Linked DNA regions of Homo sapiens: regions 1, 2 and 3 are each linked to region 4. Evidence: chromatin contacts called from ENCODE Hi-C data. All regions are on one chromosome and are shown on one strand. Each heading gives the region's core, a stretch centred on a gene start or an enhancer-like site at or near the end of the contact. The rest is flanking DNA. Distances are from core to core; before and after follow the strand shown.

What was found. A loop is a pair of places that touch in the nucleus more often than their neighbours do. Pooled maps may share reads with other maps.
Region 1: a map with no recorded cell type shows a loop between it and region 4 (13-fold over the local background). The contact joins the promoter of SYNE3 here to the promoter of EVL in region 4. A Hi-C loop is called at or near these places in 3 of 37 single-sample maps with no recorded cell type and 7 of 50 pooled maps.
Region 2: a loop to region 4 is called in a map with no recorded cell type, with 13 times the contacts of the local background. The contact joins the enhancer-like site here to the promoter of EVL in region 4. A Hi-C loop is called at or near these places in 3 of 37 single-sample maps with no recorded cell type and 4 of 50 pooled maps.
Region 3: a pooled map shows a loop between it and region 4 (10-fold over the local background). The contact joins the enhancer-like site here to the promoter of EVL in region 4. A Hi-C loop is called at or near these places in 4 of 37 single-sample maps with no recorded cell type and 7 of 50 pooled maps.

The regions. Positions count from the first base shown.
Region 1 is chr14:95,514,974-95,517,899 of GRCh38, reverse strand. It overlaps SYNE3 (spectrin repeat containing nuclear envelope family member 3), which reads left to right and starts at 1,250. Exons shown (of 18, transcript NM_152592.6): 1 at 1,250-1,304. It overlaps SYNE3-AS1 (SYNE3 antisense RNA 1), which reads right to left and starts at 1,780. Exons shown (of 2, transcript NR_188030.1): 1 at 1,680-1,780; 2 at 1-896. RefSeq lists silencers at 995-1,804, 1,554-1,848.
Region 2 is chr14:95,660,563-95,663,262 of GRCh38, reverse strand. It overlaps TCL6 (T cell leukemia/lymphoma 6), which reads right to left. Exons shown (of 8, transcript NR_028288.2): 4 at 599-783. Among named protein-coding and RNA genes, the nearest start is that of TCL6, 9.8 kb to the right of the region's middle. Within about 2 kb of position 1,347, at least 6 of the 41 ENCODE cell types and tissues checked have a DNase peak (open chromatin) inside an H3K27ac peak, as active enhancers do.
Region 3 is chr14:95,264,181-95,266,880 of GRCh38, reverse strand. All of the region lies in intron 1 of CLMN (calmin), which reads left to right. Among named protein-coding and RNA genes, the nearest start is that of CLMN, 54 kb to the left of the region's middle. RefSeq lists enhancers at 935-984, 1,225-1,274, 505-1,704 and a silencer at 1,425-1,484. Within about 2 kb of position 1,265, at least 22 of the 41 ENCODE cell types and tissues checked have a DNase peak (open chromatin) inside an H3K27ac peak, as active enhancers do.
Region 4 is chr14:100,064,155-100,066,912 of GRCh38, reverse strand. EVL (Enah/Vasp-like) reads right to left here and starts at 1,491. Exons shown (of 14, transcript NM_016337.3): 1 at 1,402-1,491. The coding sequence starts at 1,412. RefSeq lists enhancers at 618-687, 748-827, 1,208-1,347, 1,398-1,477, 1,528-1,617 and 1 more.

The DNA.
Region 1 (2,926 bases), core at 1-2,500, 4.5 Mb after region 4:
CTTTACAATTTAATCTCTTAGGATACTGACTTTTACACGGATCTGTTCTACAAACATCTGCCATCCCTGCTAAGAAACAAAAAAGGAAAACAGCATCCCGGAAGCCCTGGATTTGGGCCAGTTACTAACCCCGCATCTGTAAAATCGCTAGCCGCACCTAAACTGTGATGACTGGAGTTCACATAAAACCTAGTTTTACAACTTGTATCCTTCATTAGTAGCGCTCATCTGATCCAGAGGCGGTGAAGCCAATCATGCAACCATGTAATTACTCGGAAAAAGATAAGGGTTGGGGCCCAGGACTGTTCAAAGCTGGGCTGGATGCACAGGAAGGCCAGTGACTGCTGACCTGGGAGGAGAGCGCCAGGGTGCGAAGGCTTCCAGCCATCAAGCAGTAGGAGTTTGGCAGAAGGCTGTGGAGCAAACGCCGGGCCAAGGCAACTTCATGTGCACAGGCACAGAGGCAGATACAGTTTAGACATTCTGGGACAAGGTTAAAGGGTTGGCGTGGCTGGAGCAGGGGTTGGGAGAGTGGGAGGATGTTTCTGCTGGTGGGGAGGGAGAGGTGAGGCGCATTCTGAGGCCTTGGGTTTGTTGGGGGTTCACATTATGCCTGGGGATTCACATCCCTTGTGACTCCTGGACTGTGGGCCCGGACTGTGGGGGTGGGAGAGGACGGGCAGGGTGCCACTACCCCCCACCCCGCCCTTTCTCCCCGCGCGAGGCTGGCTGATGAGTGTCATTTTCTTCTTGGATTTCGCGCCTACGGGCGGTGTGCCCCTTCCAAGGCCCCCACCTCCGCTCTGTGAGGGCAAGATCTGCCGGTGTCCTAATCCCTTTTCCATGTCTGGGCGCACAGATCCAACTTTCCCGGAGAGGCAGCTCCGCGCCATCCCCTAGGATGAGAAGAGGGTGGGTGGCTGTGTGTGTGTCGGGGAGACAGACAGGGGCCAGGGCTCCGGGCTGCTTTCCAGGCAAGCGTGGACAGGACCCCCCCCTTAACCCCCGCCCCGGGTCCGCGACAGGGAGCGGTGAGGCTTTTCTTCGGCCCTGGTCCCCGGGGCCACGCAGGATGTCCGCCGGGCTGGGGTTGCGCACCCGGGGCCTCCGCTGAGCGCGTGCGGAGAGGGGCGCGGCCTCTCCCGCGGGGCCACCGGGCGGGTCCCGGCGGGGGCGGGGGTACTCGCGGTGTCCGGGCCCGCCCCAGCCCTGCCCCGCCCCGGAGCCGCCCGGGACGCAGGGAGGAGGGAAGGAGGCTCGGCCCCAGCTACCCGCGGCGCCGCGCTCCTCCACGCTCCGGGAGGGTAAGTGGCACGGGGCCGGGAGGCCAGGCCTGGGGCCGGGGGCCGGGGGCCGGGGGCCGGGCGGGTGGGGTCCTCAGCCCCTGGCCCAGCTCTGACACAGCCCCGGGAATCGGGGGCGCCGAAAGTCTGGGGGACCTGGGGAGGCGCGCCCGGCGCGGGGGCGGGGGCCCCGGCGTGACAGCTGCGGGCGGGCGGGTATTTTTAGTTTAAATCCAACCGTTCTGTGCTGGCTGCGAAATTCCCGAGCCTTTCCTTTCAACCCCGGGGAGCTTCGGCCGGCCCACAAGAAAAAGCCCTAAAGCCCCGGGCAGCGCGCCCCAGCGGGCCGGGTGCCTCCTCGGGGCTTCCCTCTGCCTCCCCTAGGGGCGGGCTGACCTGTCACCAAGGCTTGCGCGCGGCGGGGGCCCAATCCGCTCCTGGCGACCGCGAGCGCGCTCAGTAGTGCCTGGGAGAGCAGAGCAGGCGGCGAAGAGGGGAAGTCCAACCCCGAATGCTCAGTTTCGTTCAGACGCCTTTTGGCTATGCAAACTTGGCAAGCAGCTCAACCTCTCTGAGCCTCATTCCCACATTTCTAAAGGGGAGGGCAGTGAGGCCAGAGATGGCTTGCAGGGCCTGAGAGAGCCTCAGATGGATGTTGACTTCCCCTGGGGTCTTGGGATCTTGACCCCAAACAGCAGACCCATTGATGTGGCCCATTGGTCAACCCGGGAGCAGTGTCCTACACCGCCCAGCTGACCTCTGCTTCAAAACTGGAAGCCAGGGGCCTCCAGCCTGGGCGGGGTGATAATGAATATTTTCAGTTAACCACTTTGGCCCTGAAGCTCCAACCCTGGGCTTTCCTGGGACTCTCCCAGGTTCCTGGTCACCCCTTTCAACTCTGAAGGGTCACCCTTATCCCTGCACTGGGTGGGGGGGCTTTCTACAGCCAAGGGCTGCTAGTGGGATAGCTTGATGTGTCTTGGGGGCATGCCCCATCCCACATGAATGAGGGCATGAGGAGAATGGACCGTCCTCCCAGAAAGGAGAGCATGTCATAAAATCACTGCCATTCTGAGCTTGGCAGGACAGCGTCCTTCATCCACCAAGAGAAGCAGAAACAGGCCCAGAGAGGGGGAGTGATTTGCCCAGAGCCACACTGCCTGGCTCTCTTGAAGGGCCTGGGCTTGCCGCCTGCACTTCCAGGGCAGCCAACAGCCCATAGGAGTCAGGAGCTGGGAGGTGGGAGGGGCATATCAGTGCCAACGAGCTGTTTTGCTCAGTTTCCTGTCACTGTGCCCCAGCGGGATGCTCCAGCACATGTGGGTCTGCACATTCCTCAGGCCGGACGGTGCTCGGCAGGCTGACAGCCACAGCTGTGCCAAGCCTGCTGGCCCCAGGCGTTGTTTTCAACCAGAGAGGCCCCTCTGGGGGTGGCTGAGCGGGAAGTGGGCTGGGATGTCTTATTTCTGGAACTCGTGTCTTGCTGGGGGTCCTGAGAAGAAGGCCTGAGGATGTGTTGGTGGCACAGAGGGAAGTGGTGAGAATCCAGGCTCAGGTTTCTGCCTCCAGGTACAGTCTGGCACCTGGCTCCCTGCAGGTACACTTCAGAGTGAGTTGGAGTCCTTTCTGTCTGTCTCCATGGG
Region 2 (2,700 bases), core at 98-2,597, 4.4 Mb after region 4:
GACATGTCTGGAAGTAAAAAGACACGAAATCACAGAAACAGTCGCTAGTCTGTGCCTTTCTCCAAAGATGATTTTGAGGGCTTTGATATTTAAAGTGGAAAAGTAGGCTGGAGAGGAGAAAGGCAGTGTATGGTCACATGACTGAATCCACATGTTGCAAAGGAAACGGAGTAGGTAGGGGATAGTCAATTACGTATTTGTCTCATGCTCAATAAATCAGCAGTTTACGTAAGATAAGGTGAACATACAGTAGCTACCTGTGGAGCTATTTAACCTTTTATCTGTAGCTATCTACTTAGGAGCAAAAGGAAAGTCAGCTTCTTGCATGACTCAGCTTTTGGCTTTTTTTTTTTTTTTTTTTTTTTGCCTTTTTGGCATAGTGAACTGGGTTCTGAAGTTTTAGTTTTCCTTTCAGAACCTGCAGCTGCAGCTGTGTCCCATGAGTGTGGTAAGGCTTAGGGTGTTTTTGGAGATGAGCAGACCCAAGTTTTAATTCCAACTATGATGCCCAAATGCTAAGTTAATGTTGGACAAGTATTTAACCAATCTGATCTTCAGTTTGTCATCTGTGAATGCGGAACAATAATAATAATAATACCTTCTTTTGATAATTAGAGATAATGCATATGAGATATAAGCACAGAGCAGATGTTCCATGGCTGGTAAATATTCTCCCTCTTCCTCTTTGTGTGGTTGTCTGCTTGCTGTGTGTCTATGGAAGTCAGATGAGCATTTGCCCAGAGGTTGGTAGATGGAGCCCACAAGCTCATAAGAATAAAATAACTAGAATGGAAACAGAAAATTAGATGTTCCATATGTTGTAACTCATTTTTGGCTGGAAATTATAGAGACCTTGGTTGGGAGTGTCATTAGATACTTGGAAAGGATGGGCGATGATTAGCACAGGTGGCTGGAGATGAACTCCCTGAACCGGCCCTGACATCTTGTTAGAGAGAGAAAAGCTCACATAGGTGTGAGCCTAGAATTTCAGTTAATATGCATTTATTCTGTATCTTGTCATCACAAAGTTGAGTTTCGCAGTCTGCTAAGAAGAGCAAAGAACTTCCCAATAATATTGAAAGGTAATAGTCCTAAGGACCTTGAAAAGCTACATTTGTTAAGGAGTTTACTGTAGAATAGCATGCTTGTTCAGTAAAAGTGAAAAACCACCTTTGTCACAGGTGGTTGATTTCACCGGACAGCGCTGGCGATCATTAACCCACCATGACCTCCCACATTCGCCTTCAGTCACCTCCACCTGTTTTTGCCGGATGCAAAGTATCTGTTTGATGCCAGATAAGTATTTGTTTTGCAAATAAGAATAATGTGGCCGGACGCGGTGGCTTACGCCTGTAATCCCAACGCTTTGGGAGGCCAAGGCAGATCACCTGAGGTCAACAGTTCGAGACCAGCCTGGCCTACATGGCAAAACCCTGTCTCTACTAAAAATACAAAAAAGTTAGCTGGAGATGGTGGTGCACACCTGTAATCCCAGCCACTTGGGAGGCTGAGACAGGAGAATCGCTTGAACCCAGGAGGCAGAAGTTGCAGTGAACCGAAATGGTGCTACTGCACTCCAGCCTGGGTGACAGAGTGAGACCACATCTAAAAAAAAAAAAAAAAAAAAAAAAGTTTAAGTTCTAGATCTACAGATGATCCTGGATCGCCCACATAGGCCCTAAATGTCATCACAAATGTCCTTATAAGAGGGACAGAGGGACATCTGACTGCAGAAAAGGAAAGGCAACGTGAAGACGAAAGCAGAGGGAGATCTGAGGATGCTACACTACTGGCTTGGAAGAGAAGCAAGGGGGACGAAGGGCCAAGGAATGCAGCTCTCCAAGCTAGAAAAGTTCAGGAAGCAGATTCTCCCCTAAAGCCTCAGGAGAGAGCACAGCCCTACCTTGGTTTCAGCCCAGTGAAACTCGTTCTGCACCTTTGACCTCCAGAACTACCAGACAATGTTTGAAGGCACTCAGTTTGTGGGATTTGTTACAGCAGCCCTAGGAAGCTGACATCCCTGTTAAGGCTCAGCGTTGTTCCCAGACAGGGGACTGAGAGCAGGATCCATCCAGCGCTGCTCAGATCTTGCTGTTACCTTCAGGAGGTCCCAGGGAAGAGTTTGGAAAAGGGGAGGCTTTGGGTGTGGAATAGTTAAGTGACTTGTCATACAACCACACCAGAGGACGCTGTGTGGGTGTTAAAAATGACATCCCACAGAGCTTGGATGATGCAGGGAAATGCTTAGGATATAATGCCAAACAAAAAGAACAAGGAGGGAGTATACGTAGTAGAATTGGGCTGTGCTAAAAAGGGGGGCAAGTCCGGTCTGAGAGCAAACAAAACAAAATATTGCAAAATGTACCCAAGGGCTATCTCTGGCTGGGGGGACTCTGGCGACGGCTGTTTACATTGTACTCTTCTGTGTAGGGTCTCCTTTAGGAGGGCTCAGGGCTGCAGAGCAGCAGCCGCTAAGTGAGCAAGTTATAGCCAGAAGATTTTCAAATGTCAGCAGATTGGGAGCTCTGAGATAACATCGGAGACCTCCCAGCTGCTGCTGGAACCCTCAGGGTTGGACCATGGGAGGGGAGGAGGGGGAAGGAGAGAGTGTTGGAAGAACTAAGGAGGCAAGTTACAGACAATAATCTGCCAGCAGACAGGTTTTCTAACCCACCTTGCCTGTGGCTGCGGCACTGTTCT
Region 3 (2,700 bases), core at 16-2,515, 4.8 Mb after region 4:
ATTTCTGGGTTCTCTATTCTGTTTCATTGGTCTTTGTGTCTTTTTTTATGCCAGTTACCATGCTGTTTTGGTTACTTGGCTTTGTACTGTATTTTGAAGTCAGATAGTGTGATGCCTCCAACTGTGTTCTTTTTGCTTAAGAGTGCGTTGGCTATTCAGGGTCTTTTGTGAATTTTTAGAAATTTTAGAATTTTTTTATATTTCCATGAAGAAAGTCATTGGTATTTTGATAGGGATTGCACTGAGTCTGTAAATCACTTTGGGTGATCTTGACATTTTAATATATTAATTCTTCCAATCCATGAACATGGAATATCTTTCCATTGTTTTGTCTTCTTCAGTTTCTTTCATCAGTGTTTTATAGTTTTCCTTGTAGCCATCTTTCACTTGGCAAAATCTATACCTAGGTATTTTATATTTTTATAGCTATTGTAAATGGGATTGCTTTCTTGATTTCTTTTTCAGATTGTTTGCTTTCGTCATATAAATGCTACTGATTTTTGTATGTTGGTTTTGTATTCTACAACTTTACTGAATTTATCAGTTCTAACATTTTTTGGTGGAGTCTTTAGGTTTTTCTAAATGCAAGATTATGTTGTTTTATATTTAAAGACAAGGATAACTTGACTTCGTTTTCCATTTGGATGCCCTTCGTTTCTTTCTTTTGCCTAATTGCTCTAGCTAGGACTTCCAGTACTATGCTGAATAAAAGTAATGACAGTGGACATCCTTGTCTCGTTCCAGATCTTAGAGGAAAGACTTTCAATTCAGGGGAAGCATACTTTTAGATACGCATTTGTAAATTCCCAAATCAAAGGACTGTGGCACTACCTGCTTACTCCCACTCAAATCTAAAGCTGATGACCAGGTGGGGTGGTCCCATCCTCTGGCATCTTGTGCCTCGACGGTGGCTTCTCCAGTGGCCCGTGTGTGAGATGTCTGGTTTCATCAGGAGATGGCTGGTTGTTGCAGCTGCCAAGAGGATTGTGTTGTGGAGCTGTTGCTATAGAGAAAATCTGATTACATTCAAACTCAAGCTCATTAAATCAGAATTTTCTTCTTCCTCAAGGCTGGAGAATGTCACTAGGAGGCCCTTCCTCTTTCTGCCTTCTTCAGGAAGGTAAACGTTCAACAGGGCTCTGTCTGAGCATGAAAAGAATGCCTTGTTTCTTCTGATCCTAGCCAGCTGCTCGGAATATGACTCACCAGGAAGTGAAAGTGAGAAATTGATATGGTTGGGCAATTGCAAATACTCACAGATGGTCTGATTCACAGGTAGTGCCTTCTCCTCTTTGTAGCACGCACTGTGCCAGGAGTCATACCTATGCATATTAGTCAGGGGTCTCCAGAGAAACAGCCAAGAGGATGAGTCTACATACAGAGAAAGACACTTATTTTAGGGAATTGGTTTATGCAATTGTGGAGTTTGGCGAGATCAAAGTCAGTAAGGTAGGTCAGCAGGCTGGAGACGCAAGGAAAAGTTGCAGTTTAAGTCTGAAGGCACCTGCTGGCAGAATTCCTTCTTGCTCAGAGGAGGTCACGCTTTGTGTTAAGGCTTTAACTGATTAGATGGAGCCCACCCACATTTGATGGAGGGCCGTCTGCTTTTCTCAAAGTCAGCTGGGGATTTTTTTTTTTTTGATTCAGAGTCTCACTCTTTCACCCAGGCTGCAGTGCTGTGGCACAGTCTCGGCTCACTGCAACCTCTGCCTCCCAGGCTGAGACCCTCTCAGCCTCACCCTCCCAGAGCAGCTGGGACTACAGGCATGCACCACCATGCCTGGCTAATTTTTGTATTTTTTTTGTAGAGACAGGGTTTTGGCATGTGGTGGTCTCAAACTCATGGGCTCAAACAGTCCTCCTGCCTTGGCCTCTCAAAGTGCTAGGATTATAGACATGAGCCACTGCAACCACACCTGGCTAATTTTTTTTTTTTTTTTTGGTAGAGATGGAGAGTTATCATGAGATCTGACGGTGTTTTGGTAGATCCATGTTGCCCAGGCTGGTCTCAAACTCCTGGATTCAAGTGATCCTCCTGCCTTGCCCTCCCAAAGAGCTGGGATTATAGGTGTGAGCCACTGCGCCCAGCCTTCAAAGTGTGATTTAGATGTTAATCTTACCTAAAAAACGACTTCACAGAAACATCTAGAATAATGTTTGACCACATCTCTGGGTGCCATTGCCTGGTCACGTTGACACATAAAAGTAACCATCACACTGTGTTTATTCTAAACATGCTCATAGAAGTGGGGGCTTTCCTGTGAAGGGCATGGACCCTGGGAGGCCTGGATGTGAGTCTTTCCTCCTTCATTTTCTAGTAGTGTAACCTTAGCTTCTGCGCGCCTCTGTGGTCTTGTAAACACACTAGCCATTTATTGAGCCCTCTGTACTGAGCATGGTGGATTTGTGATTCTCCCTGAGCTTAAAGACTGAATGTTTTACGGGACTAACCCAGGGTTGTACAGCTGCTAAGTGGGGCCTCGAATCCAGTTCTGGCACTCCGAGGTCACAAGGCTGGCTGAGGATTTATTAAAATAAGATGCAGGGGTCCGGCACAGTGGCTCATGCCTATAATCTCAGCACTTTGGGAGGCCAAGGCAGGCAGATTGCTTGAGCCCAGGAGTTCCAGCCTGGGCAACATAGTGAAATCCTAGCTGTACAAAAATTACAAAAATTAGCCAGGCATATTGATGCATGCCT
Region 4 (2,758 bases), core at 242-2,741:
ATAGAAAACATAAAAGCAGAGTTATTTTGGCTGAAGTGGAGAATAAGGTGCCCAAAACATCTTATCTACTGTAGATCACCTCCAAGGTCTTTTCAAGATGGAAATTTCTAGGATTTCTACGATTTTAAAATTGAAAAAGAAATTGCTGTGCCTCATTTACTTTTGATATAATTTTCTGCAATTAGTAATTGACACGGTAGAATAAGCTGCTAGAAGTTTTCACAATGTAATTTACAACTGAAAATGACTTTGGAAGTTGATATGCCTTTGAAATGAAAAGCATTCTGTTTTCTAAAGCTCCACTCACGAGTCCTCTAAAGTTAAAGGAAAGTTACTAAAATGACAGGATCAGAAATAAAGCCAACTGGAAAATAAGCAGCCCTGGACAAGTTCTACCTATCACCACGTCAATTTTAACAACTCACTGCAAGCTGCTTCTGTGCCTGTGTAGCGTGCTGCGAAAACCACCGGATGAGGCCAACCTCGTTAAACCCTGGTTCCATTCCTTCCCCAACCTGCCATGTGACCTTGGACAAACCCCACAACTTTTCAGAGGTTTTCTCAGCTACGAAACAGGAGTGATGACAGCGTTCTCATCAATCTAACACGGCTAAAAGATTCAAATAAGAAAACTGGCGAAATGGCACTTTGGAAATTGTGAAATAATTTTCAAAGTGAGGGATTGTTACTTTATGCTAAAAAACAAAGCTGTCATGAGTCAATCAAACAAATGCCCCAAACCCCACAGGATAAAAGTCTGTCTGTCCTATCATCTATAATCTTTCAGAGTTGTAGGGCAGGGGAGAGGCAGGTCCAAAATGTAATCTCACCTTTAGAGAGAACAATCTCAATGAGGAGTGCGGTTTGTAGACTGGCTGGTATTCACACATGTGCTCAACAGCAATAGCCTAAGTCCACAAGTCTCTCAAGTGGAGGGTCAGGACTCTTGCTATTAAGTTCATGAAGTTCCTATCATAAAAAGAACCCTCTCTGCCTATATTTAGAAAAAACAACCAGTCTCGGGTCATTCTAGAGAGAAGGGCCAGGACTCACCAAATGTACCTCTGAGCTAAACAACAATTCCCCTAGATGGCTCAGACCCTCCTCCCTATAATGAGAGGCAGGTGCTAATTTCTAAGTAAGTCCTTGACTCAGAAGCCATTAAAGGTCACAGGCATCAAGAGACACAGGCCTGTGTAATGGAAAGACCAGCGGCTAGAGAGGGAGCAGACTGTCACTAACCTGCTGTGTAACCTCATGTAAGCCCCCTGCCCTCTGGTCATGGACTTCTCGATCAGTATACTAAGGGGACCTGAGATAATTTCTACAGCCCATTCACCGTTAAGATTCTAGGTTTCCTCTTGACATCCCTCTGTCCCCTGCACTGGTTCCAATACTCACCTTGTGGCCATGGCTGAAAAGTGGCAGCACAGGGAACCCTGAGGAGGCGAGTCCTGTACTCCCACCAGCCTATGTTGATCAGAGGACCACAGACCCTCTGAAGACAGCAACTTGATTTTTATAGCCTACTTAAAACCAAACAGGAAAAGGAAGCTGAACCAGAGACAAAGGGGAAACAAACCCAAGTGAAAAACTGAAACCTAGGTAGAAAATAGAGAAACAAGAAGCTAACACTGCAGAGCCCCACCAGCGTGGGCGGCTGAGAGGCACTGCACAGGCCCAACCCCCCACAGCTGGCAACCTCAAGCCTCTAAGTGCTTCCTGCAAGGGTGCAAGGGTGGGTGAAGCCTGCTGGAGGTAGGGGCCAGGTCATGGTGCTGGCCCCCCACTAACTAGCTCTATAGTCTAAGTCAATGCCACTTAAGATGTCTGAGCTTCAGTTTTCCATCTGTTATAGAAAGTGCAGGCTCAGCACAGATGACTTCCTATAGGCCTTAAGAAAAGGCTACAAGAACTCGGAAGAGTCCCCACTGACTCTCCAGAGAATAGAAGACTAGATGATAAAGGCTATAAGCTGATCAAGTCTTTTTTTCTTTTTTGAGACAGAGTTTCACACTCCTGTCACCCAGGCTGGAGTGCAATGGCACGATCTTGGCTCACCGCCACCACAGCTTCCTGGGTTCAAGCGATTCTCCTGCCTCAGCCTCCTGAGTAGCTGGGATTATAGGCATGTGCCACCATGCCCAGCTAATTTTGTATTTTTAGTAGAGACGGGGTTTCTCCATGTTGGTCAGGCTGGTCACGAACTCCCGACCTCAGGTGATCCGCCTGCCTTGGCCTCCCAAAGTGCTGAGATTACAGGCGTGAGCCACCGCGCCAGGCCACTGATCAAGTCTTCATATTTGACTCTGGAACAAAATTTGTACTTCTACCGAGGAGACAACTCTCTCTAATGATGACATTTAAGTCAGCAATTTAGAGCCTGAAAGGAAAACACTTGAGGAATACTGGAAACTTGGCTTTGTCACTTGTTTATTAAGTGGGTGGCCTCAACTGTAAAATGGGGTTATACTTATTTTGCCTATCTCCACAGGGTTCTCATGAAGGTAAGATCCAGTCCAATCTTTCTTTCAAAATCTACTGAGAACTCACTAAGAAGCATGCACTGTGTTAGAAATCACAGACAAAAAATTGAGAACGACTGTACTTGTCCTTAAAGGACTTTTATGGTTTAGAAAAGAAGAGGTTGATAATGTTAGCAAATATTTAATAGATCCATTAAAATATTATTGATATAGTGAAAAACAGCTGTACAGAGTACAGTACAAAAGAAGTATCAGTTCTAATTGGAGAGATG